Regions from separate parts of the Mus musculus genome. Here all the other regions are linked to region 3. The links are chromatin contacts, found by POLR2A ChIA-PET in ENCODE. All regions are on one chromosome and are shown on one strand. The core of a region is the stretch at or near the end of the contact, and the rest is flanking DNA. Distances in the headings are between cores, read along the strand shown.

Region 1 (4,008 bases), core at 708-3,207, 420 kb after region 3:
GACTATGATGGCGCCAAGGGCAGGGGCTGGAAGCACTAAGTTTTCTCCCTTCTGAGGGAGGAAAGAAAAGGAAGAATGCAGGCTAAGTATAGTGGGGACAGAGGTGGCCAGGACAGACTTCCTCGAGTCTCTGCACCCAAGCTGTGGTCCTGGGCAGTGGTGGGGAGCAGCATCAAAGAGGGCCGCCGAGGGCCCCGCCCTCCAAGAGCCAGAGCCCCCAACCTGTGAGGGTGGGAGTTGGCCCTGCACAAAGAGAGCAGAAGTGCAAAGGGACTGAGTGCAGGCAGTTCCCACGCCAATGAGTCCTCAGGGCTAAGGAGCTCAGCCTTCTTGGGACAAGGAAGAGAAGAAGGAAGGATCCAAGCAAAAGGTGGTCTCTCCTGCTCGGCCCCATTAGGTCAGTTCTACATTGTTGGCACGGTCCAGCACTCGAGAGCCACGGGTATTGCCTCCAAGCTGGAAACGGCTCTCATAGAGAGTGGGGCAAAGGTGCCAGCGGTTGGCTCGGTAGATGCCCAGGTAGGTGTAGACATCAGGTTTGTAAGTGAGCAAGCACTTAATGCCTGCAGCACGAATGGCAGAATCTGCTTCCAGCACACCCAAGCGGTCCGTGAAGTCGTCCGTGTAAACACAGATGACCTGGCGCCCACCCTCTTTGGCCCGTGGGCTCACCTTGGCCACCTGGAGACGGCCCTCAACTACAGCCCGGGCAATGCCAGCCCAGGCGTGGTCCAGCTTGAAGCCAGGTGACAGGTGAATCAGCCACTTGCCGGAGAGCACATGGTGGGTGATGGCCAGCTGGCGCAGGGTACCTGGTGTGATGGGTCGCCCACTGGTCTGCAGAGCCTCCCAGGCCGCCTGCAGCCCTTGTACATCCCCTGAGTTGGGGGTGTAACCCTGCCCATAGGCTGCAATCCAGCCCACAGGTTCAGAGTTGGGTGAACCTGGGTCCCCATAGCGAGTAACTTGAGATGGTGGGTACTTGGCCAACCAGGCATCCAGCTCTGTGGCAGGTGTGGTACGGGCATCAAATACCAGCCAGGGGTCCATATCGGCTGCCATGGCCTCTGCAGCCAGGTGCTCAGCAGTGAAGCCATCCTCCCGGCCACCTGGAGAGTCTTCCTCTTCCAGCTCCTCATTTGGTTCCATCCTGTTGTGAGGGAACTGAGTCAGAGGTTTGAGACAGTAAATAAAAAGTGCTGGGTCCTGGAGGGTGCCAGGCACTGCAGTAAACTGTGGCCCTGGGCAAGACATAATGTCTGTGCCTCAGTTGCTTCATCTTCACAATGGGTAACAACTGATCCTGTCTAGATTTGTCTCCAGAATAAGACGCCTGAGGTGGAGTAGCTATAGTTAGTACTACTTTCACTGCTTACAAACAAGGAAATTGAAACTCTTAAGAAAAGGGGCTTGCCCAAGGTCATGCCCGTAAAGAGCGCCAGAGCTTAAGTGTGAACTGGCACGGGGCTCGGCTACACCACCGGACTAGAGTCCTGCAAGGTAGCGCGGCGCTGCAATATAATGGACGTAGGCAAAACGCAGGGTCGCCAACCTCAGAGGATGGCTGTAGAGGGCCAGGCCTCCCCCGGTGAACGATTGGGGGCACCGTGAAACACCGAGGCTCTGAGCCCCAGAGAGGGCAGCGGCCCATCAGGGGGTCAATGGGTACCATCCAGACTCGAACCAGATAGGACCAGGCCTGCGCGAGGACCAGGCTCCAGCCCTACCACATCCGCCGCCATTAGTGCCCACAGCTTAAGGGTTGCCGTCCCTCTCGCCACCCCGCAGTCACCTCCGGCCTTCACTCCGTTCCGCGCCAACCCAACTTCGGGCCCGGCTCCGTTCCTGCCCGGGATCTGCTGCGCCGCCGCCGCCGCCGCCGCCACCCCCGCCGCGCCCCGCCCCTGCCACGGCCGCCGCCGCCGCCGCCATCTTAGGGTCCCGCCACCTCAACAACAACTTTATAGACAAACACAGTCACGGGGCGGGGCCAGAGGCGGAACCAGAAGGCTAGGGGCGGGGGCTCCAGGGGAAGGGGCGGGCAGCGTCCAGGGGCGGAGCCGGCGCGAGAATCCCGGGAGGTGCAGGTCTTCGGGAGGCGGAGCTAACGTTCGTACTTTAGCTTGGGGGGCGGGTGGGCGTGGCGGGCGAGCCCGGGGAAGGACGCGCACCGCCCCAGAGGATCCGAAGCCCAGCGCTCGAGTTTGGGGAGCTGCTTGTCTACGGGCGGCACTAGGACCCTGCGGGAAGTGGTGTAGGCGGAGTAAACGGCACCAGGACCCGGGGAGGGTGGGGGGGGGGACCGCGGCGGGCCGGCGGCGGACAGGCCCGGGGCCGGGAGGCTGCGGGCGGCGGCGCTGGGCCCGGCGCAACGAGAGGCCCCGAGATGCCAAGCAAGAAGAAGAAGTATAACGCGCGGTTTCCGCCGGTGAGCACGTGGCCCGGATGGGCCCCGGCAGGCAGGGCTCCCGGGAGGCTTGGGCCCAGGTCCTGCTGGTGGGGGGGGCGGGTGCCTTTAGGTGTTCACGGCCTGACGCCCCGCCCCTTCCATGCCCTCCTGACTTAGCGCCCCCCGCCCTCTTCTCCTTCTCCCGGGATACCCCCGGTTCCCTCTGTCCCCCGTGTTAGGGACGCAAGAGACGAGCTCTGTCCTCTTCCTTTCGGCAGGCGCGGATCAAAAAGATCATGCAGACGGACGAAGAGATTGGGAAGGTGGCGGCAGCTGTGCCTGTCATCATCTGTATCCTACTAGGGGCCGGTTGGGCTGAGGGGCGTGGGGCGGGACTGCGGCACTCCCCTTTTTGGATTCTCCTTGACGTCTTCAGCCCGGGCCCTTGAGCTCTTCCTGGAGTCCCTGTTGAAGAAGGCTTGCCAGGTGACCCAGTCTCGAAATGCCAAAACCATGACCACGTCCCACCTGTGAGTGGCCGCCGAGCTGGGAGGGGCTTTTGAGGAGGCAGAGTTCCGACAGGGGGAGTGGTGCAAGGCCCAGGGAGGCCAGCTTTGTGGATTTGGACTGATGCAGGAGAGATTAGGTGTTTCAGGTGCAGGGAATACAACCAGATCCGAGCCACCGGCCCTCCCAGGAGGCCTGGTGGAAGTAGGGGTGTTTTTAACGTTCCACTGTACTGACACGAAGAAGTTGTTTGTATCCTTCCCTAAGTGTTTTGGGGGCCCCATTTGAACCCCTTCCTTTCCCACTTCTTTAGGAAGCAGTGCATTGAACTCGAGCAGCAGTTTGACTTCTTGAAAGACTTGGTGGCATCAGTGCCTGACATGCAGGGGGATGGGGAGGACAACCACGTGGATGGGGACAAGGGTCCTCGAAGGTGGGTAGCCAAGACCCGGTATACAGGTGGGGAAGGCCAAGGCCACAAGGTTGGGGGTGGCTGGGGGATGAACCAGGAGGAGAGAGTCCTCGTGCAGATGGACTGTACCTTCCCGAAGGGGCCGGAAACCGGGCAGCAGCGGCAGGAAGAACGGAGGCACGGGAAGCAAAGGCAAAGACAAGAAGCTGTCCGGGACAGACTCTGAGCAGGAGGTGAGTGAGGCTGATGGGTGATGGCCTCAGCCTTGTCTGCTGCCTCTTGTTCCTCCATCTCCATTCCTCTCCCAGGGTCTGGGCTCCCCAGAGATGGGCCCGGGCCCTCTCATTAACCCTGACCCCTTCCGTGCTCTCAGGATGAGTCTGAGGATACAGATACTGATGGGGAAGAAGAGACACCACAGCTTCCACCCCAAGCCAGTCACCCTCCTGCCCACTTTCAGAGGTGAGCACCCCAGGAGCACCAGAAAGGGGCACGCCAAACTCCCCATAGCCAGTTAGGTTTGCTTCCCTGGCCACTTGATGGTGGCGGCTGACTTAGGGAATGGGAGGGGACATTAGACACAAGACATTGTTCTGAGAAGGTCTTGTCTCCACGGTAGTCAGGGAGACAGTCTAAAGAGTGGTCCTCTCTGGCACCTTCCCTCCTGGGGGGACGACCACATCTGCCTCTGCCTCTGGAG
Region 2 (3,735 bases), core at 41-2,540, 360 kb after region 3:
TCTGCTTTGTACGGCCCTGGGGGACGACCCAATCAGAAATCTACAACCAACCCTCCCCACCACCACCATGGAACTGCAGAGGAAGCTAGCCACGTGATTCACCCGCTTCCGGAGTAGGCGGAGAAAGATTGGACTAGGTTCAGGGCCTCCCCAAGAGACACTCGTAGCCCAGAGGCAGCGAGGCGGCCGGACCTCAGATGTCTCAACGCCTAAGGCTCGCCTTTAGGAATAGGCGTAAACGCAGTCAGCTGGAGAGGTAGCTCTGGCCAGTCTCACTCCAAAAAACAGTTTCCCGTGCCCTCAGGCTAAGCATAAAAGCTGGTGGCTTCCGGGCGGTACCCGCCTCGGTCACTTCCCTAAACGCGGCTCCACCCTCGGCCCCATCCGGCAGAGCAGCAAAAGGCCTAGCTCGGCTAGAGCTGCAGCCGGGATGGCAGGGCCCAAGCATGTGCGCACGCGCTGTTCTAGCTCTAGCCCGAGGTACAGTGACTACAGAATGGAGTGTGTAATCGCTCTTTCTAGAAGTGGGGCGATAGCCTGTACAGGAACCCACTCCGTGACTCGTGTTGCAAGAAGGCTCCAGAACCAGCGTCTCAATCAGGTTCCCCGATGCCTCAGCATCTCCCAGAGCCACACCGCGGCCGCCCCCGCCCCGCCCTGACGGCGGAATCCCTGCCACCTGCTGTGGAGACCAACCTAGCCGCAGAGGGAGGATGATGCGGGGAAGGGAACAGCCCTTGGGTGGGGCGCGCGCCGACACCTCGCGCGCTTTTCCCTAGCGGCCCCGGGCCAGGGTTTGGATGCCGCGTGCTCTGGTCCAGCGCGCGCCATCGAGAACCAGCGAGCGTTGCCCGAGGCCCCGCACACTGGACCCCTCCCCCACGGCCAGTGGCCGCGCTGGCGCAAAGGCAGGATGGGGGAGGGGAGAGGAGCCAGGGGGCGCGCGAGCGACGTCCGAATCGGCCCTTCCCAGCGCCCGGAGGCGCGCACGCGCGGCCTGCCCTTCAATGAGACCCTTAATCTCGCTCGGGGTGCTGGGGGATGGGATACCAAGACCGCTTCTCTGCCGCCCCCACCCCGCCCGGCGCGCAAGCGACGGATCACGAACCCACTTCCCTCGGGCGCAGTGGCCTAATGCTCACCATGTTTCCGGAAACGAAAGGGAGACAGAAAGAGCAACTGAAGACCTGAGCCGCCGCAGCTGCTGCCGGGATCCGACTGAACGCGGCCTCTCCCGGCCCCTTCCGTTTAGTAGGAGCCGCACAATGAGGGGCGGGGCGGCCTTCCGGCGCTTGCCGCGCGGGCCGACGGGAAGTGAAGTCCGAGGATTTTGCACCGAAATAGAACTAGCTGCTACCGGGTTCCGCAGAGCTTGAGGCGCAGAGTAGGCGGAGGCCGAGAGGCGTGGGCTGTTGCACGGAGAGTGAGCCCATTGGTGCAATGGACCAAAAAACGCTCTGAGCCAGAGGCCCATCGTTTGATAAAAATGACCTGAATATAATTCTCTACTTTCTTTATCCCAGAAATTAAGTGGTTTTTTGTTCTTTATGGTTCCTGAAAAAAGATTTTGAATCATCAGCTTGGGATCCTCTCTCACAGAAAAGAGAATCGCCAAGTATAACGGTGTCTTCAAGCCAATAGAAATGCTCCCGTGGAGTAAAATTTCAACAAATAGGATTTTTTAAAAAACAGGAAATGCTAACATAAAAAGTTTGAGAGCTTTGGCGTTGTCTAAAGACGTTTGGCAAATTGTTAGATCAAACGTAATTCATGGGGGAAGGGTGAAGAGTTGTGCACTAAAAATTTCCTTATGGCCGGGCATGGTGGCGCACACCTTTAATCCCAGCACTCGGGAGGCAGAGGCAGGCGGATTTCTGAGTGCGAGGCAAGCCTGGTCTACAAAGTGAGTTCCAGGACAGCCAGGGCTACACAGAGAAACCCTGTCTTGAAAAATCAAAAAACAAAACAAAACAAAACAAAACAAAAAAAAAACTTCTTTATGTTTCTTTTACGATACAGGAAAAGGAATACTTCAATTTAATTCCAGAGTTGATAGGTTTATGATCATTTTAGCACAAAGACTGAAGAGAATCTATATGAAAGCAAAAGTTTAAAATAAACTGGGGTGGGAACTCCAGGAGAATTTCTCTGACCTGAAACAATGACCATGGCCTTAGAAAAAAAGGGCAAAGTCGCAAACAACTCAGAGGCAAAGGAAACCGGGGCCCTTGACCTCCCCAAGCTGAATAAAGGGTGTAAAAGAGGAGCTTCCCCAGGAGCGAGGCAGCACGCAGAGGATGCCGGGGGTTGTAGTCAGGGGATTGTAGTCAGACTGCACCCGTGGGCTACACTGCGGGAGCTCCAGGTGACTGCACCCGTGGGCTACACTGCTGGAGCTCCAGGTGGAGGCCGAAGCTTGACCCCCTTCTCTCCCAAGGGCCCCTCCTAAGGAGAAGGCTGGCTCCACCTTTTTCGAGACTAGCAGTTTCCCAGAGCAACGGGGGGAGGGGCCACGCAGTTACCCTGGAGACGCACTCCTTCCGCCCCTGGTCGCGGGATGCCCTAGATGTCCTTATTAGGGCATAAGCCTCCAGAGGGCGTGCCCAGTCCAAGCGCCAGCTGCAGGCTCCTTATAAGGCTGCTTGAGGAAAGAGGCGGGTGCACAAAAGCTAGACTGAGAAGAGGGTCTGCGAATTGGGCTCCCGACGACTTCCGGAGTGACAGCGTGACAGCTGAAGACCGTGCGTTGTTCCAAACACTGAAGGGACCTCTATGTTCTATTGAGCCCTGTGTCCCTCAGCTTGAGACATCCCTGCCCCAGCAAGGTTCCCACCTTCATCCTCCCTGAGGCTCCTTCACTTTTAATGAGCCACAGAAGCGAAGTGTCTAACTAGCATCCCCGGGATCCAACCATGTGCCCACATTCGAACTCTCCACCTTCTAGGATACACCTCTTATTCCTCCTTGAAAGGGAGGAATTAAATACACATCTTCGCCATTCACCTAGCCTGAGTCTTCTGTGCACAAATATCCCCGACTTGGCACATTTCGAGATCTTTCTGCTTCTGCCTTAGCTTTATTTCATTCCTTGTACCCCTTTAAGATGTCCCTCCCACAAATATTCTTGGACTTGTGTCCGTCCCTCTCCTCCACTTTTCTTAAGCCCTCTTTTTCCCAGCCTCTTCTACGATAGTGAGCCTGAAATAGCCTTATGAGACCTTGAAGCAAGCCAAGTTCAGGTTTCTGAGTGTACCCCCACACCGGCCCTCCCAGTCACAGGGGGCGCTGTCCTCCTTTTTAACAGTCAGTACACAAAAAAAAAGAGTCTGCTCTCGAATTTTTGGGTGAGAGGAAAGGGTGGGTCAAAGCTCCATGGCCTGGGTGGGGCCTGTCCAAAAGGCTGGTGCCGGCGGGCGAATGGGGGCGGTTCTAAGGAAAGGCCGTGCAAACCGAGCTAGCCTCTTACTGCATAGTACATGGCGAAAGGAGGTCATTCCATGAGCTGGTGCCCTGCTAGGTTGGAGAGACCCTACCCTCAAACAAGTGTTCTTATACCAACTGAATTGTCGCGATCCTAGTCTCAGGGGTTTTTTGAGACTCTGAAGGAGCCAGTCTAGTTCTTATGGCGGAGCCGGTCCGCCTGGGCCGGAAGCGTCCGCTGCCCGTTTGCCCCAACCCGCTCTTCGTTCGTTGGCTGACCGAGTGGCGGGACGAGGCAGCCAGCAGGGGGCGCCA
Region 3 (3,883 bases), core at 1,141-3,640:
GCTGCCAGGTCCCTGAGAAAGAAATTGGAGCGTGCTCCCCCTTTAATCGGACATCACAAAGAGAACCCCATTTTGCTCTTTGCCCTCCATCCCAGAATCCCATAGCTGGGAAGGGGCATGCCTTAGAAACCAGGCAGGCTCCTCTGGCTGTCACCCCTCAGCCCCACCCACAGACCTGTTTACCACAATCTCCTGGAACAGCTTTTTTGATTGGGGGAGTTGCTGCTCTGCCCTAGTCCTTCAGTGGGATGGAGGTCCTCTGTGTGAAGGAAGAAACTCTGGGTATGTCCACCAGCGAAGGGTGGGCACAGCCTCGGCCCTAAGGCCTCCTCACCTCTCCCCTCAAATACATTGTTTCCAAAGAAAACTGTCCTTGAAGGCCAGGAGCCTCTGACACTGCCATCTTGCCCTTGAGAACTGGAGACAGTCCCTGGGCTGCTGCAGACTTGTGAGCACACAAATGCTTCATCTGTGCGTGACCAGGCGACCTAGCTTTACACAGCCCTAGGCTTGGTGTGTTACCAATTAACCCTGTTCCTACTAATTCAAAAAAAAAAAAGTCTCAAAAGCTGTTCCTGGGACTGAAGAATAATATGAAGGGAAATTGAAGGTGGTTGAACAATTGCCTAAGCACCTCAAAGTCAGAAAAGACTGACTCCACAGGCTAGGCCCGCCACAGGGAGCCCCTCCCTCCCTCCTGCTTTCATAGCCGCCTCCTGGCATTCTAGAACATTTTAACAAGCAACTCCCTGTTCTTGCAGGCAGTCACCGCCACCCACCACCGACACTTGGAACTGATGCCAGGCGGACATAGTGGTAATGTAATCCCAGCACTAAAAAGGTTGAGGCAGGAGGATGAGCCAAGAAGTACAGGCCAGTATGAGACAAAATGAGACCCTTTCTGGAATTAAAAAGAAAGAAAGATAAATAAAAGGCTGATTAGGTTAGCCCTTGGAGAAGGGTGAGGCGCAGGAATCTACGTGGCATAAGAACCGGTGAGCAAGCCAGCACTTGCCACATAATCACCCTCTGTGCTGGTCACATGAGAGAGAGAGTCACCAGTTTTCCGGGAACGGGAGGGTGCAGTCTAGGCCGGGCCTTGCTTGCAGATTCCATATGCTAGAGGCCGGAAAACAACCCCCTCCTTCCCTCCTCCGGGTTGCTAAGGGAGCCTGTTGTCACTGGGTGGTTTTGTTTGTAGAGTGGGTGTCGAGCCTGGGAGGAGACTTCCGGGCAGTTAATTCTGCCAGCTGCCTTTTTCATTCTGCGTGCTTGAACCAGCTTTTTTATTTTGGGGAGTATGGGGGGGGGGGGATGTGGAGGCAGGTGGCAGAAGAGCTGAGTAGATGCTTCATGGCGGGGTGGGGTGGGGGTGGGGGGTTGTCAGACTGTCCGAGCTCCTCACTGACATGGGCGGTGACAATTCCCCTTTTCAAAACCCTCACTAAGCCCTTGTTTGTGGACAACGTTTGCTTTTGGACCTGTGCTGGACCCCACCCCAAGTAGACAGCCAGCCTGGCTCCCCCAGTGGTCATTAAACCCACGCCTTGAACTCCACCATACACTGTCGCAGAGAAATGCAGCTTAAAAATATTTTTTCTCACTATACCACACCCAAAAGCAAAAATGTTTTCTAAAATCACTTAACTGTACTGGGCGCTCTTCAACCATAAACATTACATACACACATTCATTCTATATGCATGTGTACCATACAAAAGTCTTGCTTTATCATAGCTTGCAACCACCTTTCCCGCAATTTAATTAACCTTAGACGCAATTAAGCATTCCACCCAAGCTGCTGGGATAGTTCTTCCCCACCCCCACCCTGCTGCTGCCCGCACTGACGTCACCCTGCGAGCAGGCGGCGGCAACGCCCGAGAAGTCACGCGCCCGGTCCCGCCCCAACCCCCCCACCCCTACCGCCTGACGCGCCACCGCAGAGATCCCTCCGCCACCGAGTGGAATTTTCCAGGCTTTCTGCCGGCCCTACTTTCGGACCTCGTCGGGGCGTGGTGACCTGAGGCGACCCGTGTACTTTTCCTTCAGCGCTGACATTCGGTGTGACCCTCTTCCCCAACAGCTGACCCTACCCTTCAGCAGCAAAGGGGACTTACTTATCCCCGGTGGTGTTCACCGCCCAAATATCATCTTTGGATATGCCCTTCATCCTGTGACGCACCGCTAGGAGCAGAAAAGGATCATTGAGCAATCTGAGGGAGTGGCGGTTGACGGAGGCCATGACCCGCCCCTCGTGGGCTCCTTTGGCTCTGTGGCTAGGTCGGGGAGGAACTTTTTTTTAAGTGCCCGTGGAGGAATCGTTCCGTTTAGCAGTGTTTGGGTGACGCGACACAAGAGTATAAAAGCAAAAGTTGTAACCTCCACCTGTAGGAGTTAGTGACAAGGAGGGCTCGCTCTTGGGGCTAGTGGTGGGGAGGCAGTGGCCAGTTCAGGGCTCAGATGAGAGAGGTGGCAGAATTAGAGGCAGCCACTAGGATGGGGGTGCGAGGAGAAGCGGGGCTAAGTATAAAGGAGACTAGATTTTGGGACAGTGGACGTGTGGAAGGCAGCTTCCAAAGCGCCTTTAACAATCCACAAAGAACCAGCAGCTTTCAAGACCAGGCTATCCCTGCTGTCTGCTGGCACTTGACGTCCAGGAGGGCACAAGTTTCACAGGCCTACATGGGGGCAGTGTCCTAACTTGAGTGGCAGAGCAGCAGTTGATGGAGACGGGTGGACTGGGGGCCCTTGAAGGCCCCGGAAATCATAGAGGACAGGCAGTGGGGCAGGACTAGGTGCGTAGTGGAGGTCGCCTTTGATCTTGACAAAACCAGCAGACCCCTTTTTTTCCAGATAAGGGGTTGTGAACCCACCTGGGGATGAGGCCTGGTCTTATGGAAGGTGGACTTAGCTTCGCTGGGCGGACAGCTCTGGCCCAGGGTGGTATGTAATTTGGGTGTGGCCTGTCTGCACCCACTTCGGGGTGCGAGGGGAGGCCGGAGGAGGCTGCAGAGACAAGTTGTTTTTACTGTCAGGTCTGCCAGGCGGGGACCATGGAGATTGAAGGCGCAAGTCTTGGGGCCACATTAATCACAACTTTATTTTTCAGATAGCAGTGCCCTCTCTGGACTTTGCCTAGGTTCCGTGCTTCCTCTTCTGTGGTCTCACTCTTCCCTACTCTTGCCCCTCACTCTGAGGTTAAGGGGTCACTTAAAACCTTGCCCCTGGGTCGTCCGGTAAGCCTGTGGAGGATGTAGAGTCGGTGCTGGAGTCTTGGGCACGGCATTTTGGTAAAGGTGGAGGACACCCTGACTGGGCGGGGAGGGATGGTGTTGATTCACAGAGGGCGGGACGTGAGTGTGGACCCTGGGGTGGGCTCACAGCCATGTTTCCGGTCACCCAAATGCTTCATGGACGTGGTTTATCACTATAGTGTTCACCATGGCAAGCAGATGGCACCAGGAGATATGGAGCCCCTGCCAGTGTGAGTCGTAGCAGTGCAGGAGGGCTCACCCTGGAGGAGACAGCGGCCTCGGTTGACGCCTACACAGTGAATTCCAGAGGCTTAGGAAGCGCGTCCCTGCCCTGGGTCCAGGCCTTTCTCAGGAAGCCCTGTGCTCAGGAGGCCATCGTTGAAGTCAGCTTGTAGGGGGTGGGCAGGTGCTTCCAGCCGGAGGGGCCGTCGGCTGTGAATGTTCCAGATGAATGTCTTGTTCTGGGAGCATCATTCTTTGCGGATGCATGAATGGCAGCAGGCACCCTTTTTCATGGGGGTAGAGGCGTTCGACTGCTGCATCTTCTAAACAAGCCTCCATCCAGCCTTTGTAGTTCTGTGCTGCGAACTTGGCCTCGAGAAGATTGCGTAAGGTGTAGGACACTTTAA

What was found. ChIA-PET counts read pairs that join two places held with the same protein, here RNA polymerase II (POLR2A).
Region 1: POLR2A ChIA-PET joins it to region 3 with 10 read pairs in Patski. The contact joins the promoter of AI837181 here to the promoter of Neat1 in region 3. POLR2A ChIA-PET finds 5 or more read pairs at or near these places in 3 of 5 experiments (Patski and embryonic stem cell).
Region 2: POLR2A ChIA-PET joins it to region 3 with 74 read pairs in Patski. The contact joins the promoter of Cfl1 here to the promoter of Neat1 in region 3. POLR2A ChIA-PET finds 5 or more read pairs at or near these places in 4 of 5 experiments (Patski and embryonic stem cell).

Annotation. Positions count from the first base shown.
Region 1 is chr19:5,423,093-5,427,100 of GRCm38, reverse strand. AI837181 (expressed sequence AI837181) reads right to left here and starts at 1,957. Exons shown (of 2, transcript NM_134149.2): 1 at 1,793-1,957; 2 at 1-1,150. The coding sequence starts at 1,932. The coding sequence ends at 394. It overlaps Drap1 (Dr1 associated protein 1 (negative cofactor 2 alpha)), which reads left to right and starts at 2,122. Exons shown (of 7, transcript NM_024176.2): 1 at 2,122-2,428; 2 at 2,668-2,740; 3 at 2,826-2,919; 4 at 3,210-3,329; 5 at 3,448-3,541; 6 at 3,682-3,770. The coding sequence starts at 2,387.
Region 2 is chr19:5,488,010-5,491,744 of GRCm38, reverse strand. It overlaps Cfl1 (cofilin 1, non-muscle), which reads right to left and starts at 1,290. Exons shown (of 4, transcript NM_007687.5): 1 at 1,143-1,290. The coding sequence starts at 1,145. It overlaps Mus81 (MUS81 structure-specific endonuclease subunit), which reads left to right and starts at 3,366. Exons shown (of 16, transcript NM_027877.4): 1 at 3,366-3,735. The coding sequence starts at 3,623.
Region 3 is chr19:5,843,985-5,847,867 of GRCm38, reverse strand. It overlaps Neat1 (nuclear paraspeckle assembly transcript 1 (non-protein coding)), which reads left to right and starts at 2,390. Exons shown (of 1, transcript NR_131212.1): 1 at 2,390-3,883.